2 separate regions of the Homo sapiens genome follow, and region 2 is linked to region 1. Evidence: chromatin contacts called from ENCODE Hi-C data. All regions are on one chromosome and are shown on one strand. The core of a region is the stretch at or near the end of the contact, and the rest is flanking DNA. Distances in the headings are between cores, read along the strand shown.

Region 1 (3,478 bases), core at 541-3,040:
GGTGGATGACCTGAGTTCAGGAGTTTGAGACCAGCCTGACCAACATGTTGAAACCCCATTTCCACTAAAAATACAAAATTAGTCAGGCATGGTGGCGCATGCCTGTAATCCCAGCTACTCGGGAGGCTGAGGCAGGAGAATCGGTTGAACCCAGGAGGCAGAGGTTGCAGTGAGCCGAGATTGTGCCATTGCACTGCAGCCTGGGCAACAAGAGCGAAACTCTCTCTCAAAAAAAAAAAAAAAAAAAAAAAAAAAAAAAGCCAGGCATGGTGGCGTGCGCCTGTAATTCCAGCTACTTTGAAGGCTGAGGCTGGATTATCACTGGAACTCTGGAGGTAGAGGTTGCAGTGAGCCGAGACCACGCAATTGCACTACAGCCTGGGCTGCGAGACCGAAACTCCGTCTCCAAAGACAAAAAAAAAAAACAAAAAACAATCAACTTTTCCCTTTACTCTTTTGCAGAGAGGGAGGGTCTCGCTATGTTGCCCAGGCTGAACTCAAACTTCTCGGCTTAAGGGATGCTTTTGCCTCAGCTTCCACAGTAGGACCCAACTTTCTCCTTTACTCTTGGTACTTCTTGAGCTCCAGGCCTACTTTTCTCTCTCTCACTGCCAAACATTTGAAATCATCACCCTTTATTAACTCCATTGCTTCATTGGCTAACATACTCTTTAGACAAGCTCTTCAACTCAGTTCTGTGCCTGGTGCACAGCAGGCTCCGGCTGCATGTTAGTTCCAGCCATCTTGCACATTTGCATCTCCTTCCTGGAGAAGGAATTTCTCCATGGTTAGCAGTGTGTGCTCACTCCTAGTCACCAGGGCCTCATCTCCGTGTTCCCACACCCTGACCTTGCTGCCGCCCTAATGCTGCGGACCCAGTTTCCAGGTACGCCGGGTTCTTGGAAGGTCCTGCCGGTCACCCTCCCAGCCTTCTGCCAGACTCACTGAGTTCTCACCCTGCACAGTCATCGTTTCCCCAGTAACCCTGAGAGATCTCCCAGTCTACCTCTTCGAGGCACCCGTTGCCAGTCCTCCATCTCTGTTTGCCGCGCGTCCCTCGGTTACCCCAGAGGCAACACGTCAGGCTGCCCCGCACCTCCAAGCCTGCGCGAATGTCCTTGTAGCCAGCTATGACCAAACATTTAGGGCGCACCTGAGCGCCAGGCCCACGCCACCCCTGCTTGCTTTCACTTAACAGCCTCGACTAGGCCCCCTATGCGCCAGGTCTCAGTGAAGAGGACGCAGTCCCGGGTCCTGGGCGCTCTTTGCCGGGCGAGACAGCTGCGTAGGCAGATCCTGTTCCTCTAGTGGGCGGCCTCGGCCCCTGCCCCTGCCCCGAGGCGCGTCAGAGGACAAGAGGCCCAGGTCGCTGGCAGCGGCTGCCTGCCCGACCGCACAGGGTGCCTAGCACGGGTGGCGGGGACTGGAGCCGGGCGGGGGCCGGCCGGGGTCGGGGGTCCAGCCCTGAGCGGCGCCGTCCCCGCCCCGCCCCGTCCCGTCGCGTCCCGCCCCGCCCTACCCGCCGCCGCCGTCGTCGCCGTCGCCGGGCCTGCGCCGCGCAGCCCGCCTCGGGCGGGAGGCGGGAGGCGGGAGGCCGGGCCCAGGCCGGGGCAGCCCCTCCACCGCACCGTCCTGGGCCGGTGCCCAGGTCCGAGTCGCCTTCCGCCTGCCCCCCCCCCCCCCCAATCCCCCGCCGCGGCAGCCCCAGCCAGGTCCCGCCGCCAGGCCGGCTCCCGCCCCCGCTCCGCCCCCGGAGCCGCAGCCCCGCCCGCCATCGCCGTCGCCATGTTGTGGCTCCCGCAGCCGGCGCTGGGGACGCGCGCGGCCGAGACTCTGGCCTGCAGTCGCCGCCGCCGCCGCCAGGTAAGCGCCCCCCGCGGGCCGGGCCGAGCGGGGCCTGCGGGCCGGGGCAGCCCCAGCCTGGGCCCGGGAGGATCGCAGCCGGGACCGAGTCCGAGCCCGAGCCGGGGCCCGGCCCTGCAGCCTGGCGGACCCTGGCCGCCGCCAGAGGCGGCAGCCACTTCCCCCGACCGCCGCCTGGCGGGCCCGGGCCGCCACCCCACCCCGCCCCCGGCCGTCGGGCGCCGGCCCCTTCCGCCGCTGCGACCGCCGCTGCGACCGCCGCTCCTTGGCAGGCCGGGCACGCTGCTGTCCTCCGCGCTGGGCGGGACGTGCGGCCGCCCTCGGCGATAGCCGGCGGCCCCCAGCCCGGGCACGGATAACGGTGCCACTTTCTCCCTCTGGGACGGCCTGTCAGCCCGACCGTCCCCGCCGCCCGAAGAGCTGTCGCCGTCACAGGGCAGACACTTCGGGGAACGACCCTCTTTGGCGCTCCTCAGTACTCCCCTCCCCTGAGCCCAAGTTCTGACCCTGAGGAAGGTTTCTCCCGGAGCAGACAGGTATTCCTAGAGCTCCAGAGTTGGGGTCCTCAGGGGTGACCAGGCCTGTTGATCAGGGTGAAAATTGTCTCTCTGCAAGGGCTCTTCCTGCCAACGAGGGGGTTGGCGGGAGGCTCAGTGTGACCTGAGGGAGGACAGGAGAGCGTCTGCTGGACAGATGGCCTCCTGGCCTTGGATCAGCGTTTGTGAGGGGGAGGGGTCCGTATGACCTTAGGTATGCCTGCTCCTGAGTACTGCAGGATTATTGAAGCTGTTTAGGGATTTTAAACCATTTTTTGAGTAGGCCAAAGGTGGCATTAAAGGTCCTGGATTGGAATAAGTCCACAGGCCCACCCAGGGAAGCATGTTTGGCATCCAGGACTAGTCTAGAATAGGACTGGCAGTAGAAGAATGGGACTTGGGGAGTAAGACGGTATTTGGCTTATGGTTTGCCCACTTGAGTTCAGGCCTGTGCTCATGGAGGGCCTGTAGGGTGCTTCTGTCGCGGGTGCAGTGTGGTGCACAGTGTGGCAGAGTGCGGAGGATGTGGACAGACAGATTCCTGGCCTGGTGGATGCTTGGTGGTATTTTAGTAGTCTGTTTCCTCAACCTCACTGTTACGTTACACAGTGAAAGGGGCAGAAGTGTGGTGCTAGTGCGTCCATTTTGATCATTTTCCAATTTTTCAACTAGTTGTGGCTTTGATTCATTAAATAAATTTTTACTGAGCACTTACTCTGTGCCAGGCACTGAGCTAGGTGTTGGGAGTACATTGGTAAGCCAGAAAGATACCATGTTTTAGTTCTTAGCCATTGGGAAAGTCTAATAATTAATAGTCGTGGCCGGGCGCGGTGGCTCGCGCCTGTAATCCCAGCACTTTGGGAGGCCGAGGCGGGTGGATCGCCTGAGATCAGGAGTTCGAGACCAGCCTGACCAACATGGTGAAACCCCGTCTCCACTAAAAAAATACAAAATTAGCCGGGTGTGGTGGTGCATGCCTGTAATCCCAGCTACTTGGGAGGCTGAGGCACGATAATTGCTTGAACCCGGGAGGCGGAGGTTGCAGTGACCTGAGATCGTGCCGTTGCACTCTAGCTTGG
Region 2 (3,478 bases), core at 587-3,086, 570 kb after region 1:
CTCAGCCCTGTGCTCAGAAATGTCACTGCACATAAGAGGGCCTTTGATCTCTGGCCATACCCAAGCCCATAGTCTGCAGCGAAGCGTGCTTTGATAACTATCTAAAGAGAAAAGCACTTTGGTTTCCTCTCATCTATTTCTATTCTACTTTTAATAAGCTGCTTAGCTTCAGGCGTCTGCCCTCTGCCCTCCAAGCTTCATCTCAACCAGAAGTAAAACAGGCTTGTGGTTGTGTGCTTTGAGAGCTCATGAAATAACAATAGTGGTAGCAAACACCAATAAAGGGCTTACTACGTGCCAGGCACCATCCTAAGTAGTTTCTGTAGGTTATCCTATGTAGGTTTTCACAGATGAGGAAATGGAAGCATAGAAAGGCACTGAGTGACTAGCTTTCTGATGAAGTCACAGTCAGAGAAACAGAGCCAGAAGTTAAAATCAAGCAACGCATCTCCAAAATGCATCTTACCCCTGTGCAATGAAAGAGAATACAAGCCCCCTCAGAGAAGGGAAAATATGAAGTCAGAAATACGAGTATTTCTTTAATAAGAGAGAAGATTTGCAGCAAACTCCTTCAATCTAGAAACACTTTCTTTTTCCAGGTACTGTGTTAGAAATCCCTTCAGTAGGAAAACTAAATGGGCAAGTCTTTAAACCAAACCAAAATGTTTCCTGAGCTTTCAATGAATCAAATTGAACTCAAGGCCCCAAGTCTGAATAAATTATGCCCTAAGATCTGTCAGAAGCAGTAGATTTCTTCTATTGGGTTTTTCTTCCATTCGATATAAAGACATAAGCGCTCTGTTGCTGCCCAATTGCTTTATTAAAAAAAAAACATATATATATATATATATATATATATATATATATATTTGAGACGGAGTCTCGCTCAGTCGACCGGGCTGGAATGCAGTGGCAGGATGTTGGCTAAGTGCAACCTCTGCCTCCCACGTTCAAGTGATTCTTCTGCCTCAGTCTCCCAGGTAGCTGGGATTACAGGCTCCCACGACCACGCCCAGCTAATTTTTGTATTTTTAGTAGAGATGAGGTTTCACCATGTTGTCCAGGCTGGTCGCAAACTCCTGACCTCAAGTGATCTGCCCACCTCAGCCTCCCAAAGTACTGGGATTACAGGCATGAGCCACCATGCCCGGTACAGAAACTTTCTTACTCATTTGAATTGAAAACTTCTATGTTTTTAAAGCATATTTTCATTAAGTGTGGAAATTCATAAAATACGGTTAGGTAGGAAGACGATGTTCACAAATTAGGTTTATAATCTATCATTTCAAACTTCGCTGTATTCAAAAATTAGTTATCTAAAATTAACTCCAGAGAAGTTTGTATGTACAAATAGTTGTTATAACAAAAGCTACCTTTCTTTTCTCAATCCGTGTCATGTGGATCTAAGCCCCTGCCTCAGAAATGGGGTGGGCATGTGTGTCCTCTTGGTGAGACCACTCTACCGCCCTAGCCAATGTGATTGCTTCAGAGATGGTTACATAGCCCTAGCTGGACCATTAAAAGTCTCCAAACCTTTGCTGGAATTATTGAGAGAGAGAGCATTCAAAAAGAACTCAGTATATAAAAAATACTGGAGTTAATAAGCAAGTAAAATATTAACAGAAGACTGTATATGCCCCAGGCCACCAGATGGGGGAGAGTGCACCTGAAAAGAGGCCAATACAGAAGAAAGCAGATAGAAATAGCTTCCAATGATCCTGTGGGGGCCTGGATCCAGCTGTACCTGAATCTCCTCCAATGCTATGCAGTTACATATGCCAGTAAGTCTTTTTTGCCTTTAAATCTGTGCATTGGGTTTCTGCTCCTTGTAACCTAGGGAGTCCTGACTAGTTCCTAGGAGCAGGTGTGCTTCCAGATCCTGTTCAGTTGCTACTGACCACAGCAGGTAGTGTGAAATGACACCCCAGAGAGCTGTGTATTTCAATGCCACACCCACATTCTGGGTGTGCCTGTGAAAGCAATCCAGCAGCAGTGTGCACAGCTGGAGCTGACTTAAGAGCTCCTAGGAAGGCCCAACCCTACAGCTAAAGGTCATGTAAAGACGTTGTGGAGAGATAATAAACAACACACACATACGCACCCATTAGGCAAAAATACCACATATTTTCTTCTCAGAGGAAATAACCATGAGCAAAGTATGGATATGAGTCAGTAACTGACTATAATTAGGGGCTTCCCTCCCACCCCAGTAACATCTGAATCAAGGCAGAGGACATTCCAGCAGTCCAGCAGTTGGTAAAGAACTAACCACATCTTTCTTGATGTTTCCTGTGACTCGATCCTTGCAGAACAGGGCACTGCAAGTCAGAAAATAGCTTCCTAGGAGAATTTAATACTAAGGAATTGGGAGTTTCCTCCGTCTATCAGAACCAAAATCATTCTACCTTAAGCCTTGGGGTTTGGAGCTCAACATAACCCAAGCATCCACTCTAGGAATCCCCCATCTGCTGCATAACTTTGGGTCCATTTGTATTTCAAAACTCTATTATGACTAGATATCCATATGCAGAAGAATGAAACTAGGCCCCTATCTCTCACCATATATAAAAATCAAATCAGCCAATTGCAGTGGCTCATGCCTGTAATCCCAGCACTTTGGGAGGCCGAGGCGGGCGGATCACCTGAGGTCGGGAGTTCGAGACTAGCTTGACCAACATGGAGAAACCCTGTCTCTACTAAAAATGCAAAACTAGCTGGGCGTGGTGGCACATGCCTGTAATCCCAGCTATGCAGGAGGCTGAGGCAGGAGAATCGCTTGAACCCAGGAGGCAGAGGTTGCGGTGAGCCGAGATCATGCCATTGCACTCCAGCCTAGGCAACAAGAGCGAAACTCAGTCTCAAAAAAAAAAAAAAATCAAATGAAAATGGATTAAAGACTTACATCTAAGACCTGAAGCCATAAAACTACTAAAAGAAAACACTGGGGAAATGTTCCAGGACATTGCTCTGGGCAAATGTTTCCTGAGTAAGACCTTAAAAGCACAGGCAACCAAAGCAAAAGTGGACAACTGGGAACATCTCAAGCTAAAAAGTTTCTGCACAGCAAAAGAAACAATCAACAAAGTGAAGAGACAACTCACAGAGGGGAGAAAATATCTGCAAACTACCCATCTGACAAAGGATTAATAACCACAATATATAAGGAGCTCAAACAACTCTATAGCAAAAAAAGAAAAATCCAATTTAAAAATGGGCAAAAGATCGGAATAGACATCTCTCGAAAGAAGACATACAAACGAGGCTGGGCACCATGGTTCACGCCTGTAATCCCAGCACTTTAGGACGTCAGGGCGGGCAGATCGCTTGAGGTCAGGGGTTCGAGACCAGCCTGGCCAATATGGCAAAATCCCCATCTCTACTAAAAATACAAAAATTACCTGGGCGTGGTGGCATGTGCCTGTAATCCCAGCCACTCAGGAGGCTGAGGCAGGAGAATTGCCTGAACCTGGGAGGTGAA

What was found. A loop is a pair of places that touch in the nucleus more often than their neighbours do. Pooled maps may share reads with other maps.
Region 2: a loop to region 1 is called in a pooled map, with 2.3 times the contacts of the local background. The contact joins the enhancer-like site here to the promoter of ZNF592 in region 1. A Hi-C loop is called at or near these places in 4 of 37 single-sample maps with no recorded cell type and 4 of 50 pooled maps.

Annotation. Positions count from the first base shown.
Region 1 is chr15:84,746,802-84,750,279 of GRCh38, forward strand. It overlaps ZNF592 (zinc finger protein 592), which reads left to right and starts at 1,791. Exons shown (of 11, transcript NM_014630.3): 1 at 1,791-1,863. RefSeq lists enhancers at 943-1,242, 1,315-2,154, 2,683-2,762 and silencers at 1,313-1,732, 1,793-2,282.
Region 2 is chr15:85,316,460-85,319,937 of GRCh38, forward strand. No RefSeq gene overlaps it. Among named protein-coding and RNA genes, the nearest start is that of MIR7706, 62 kb to the right of the region's middle. RefSeq lists an enhancer at 2,046-2,145. Within about 2 kb of position 1,837, at least 7 of the 41 ENCODE cell types and tissues checked have a DNase peak (open chromatin) inside an H3K27ac peak, as active enhancers do.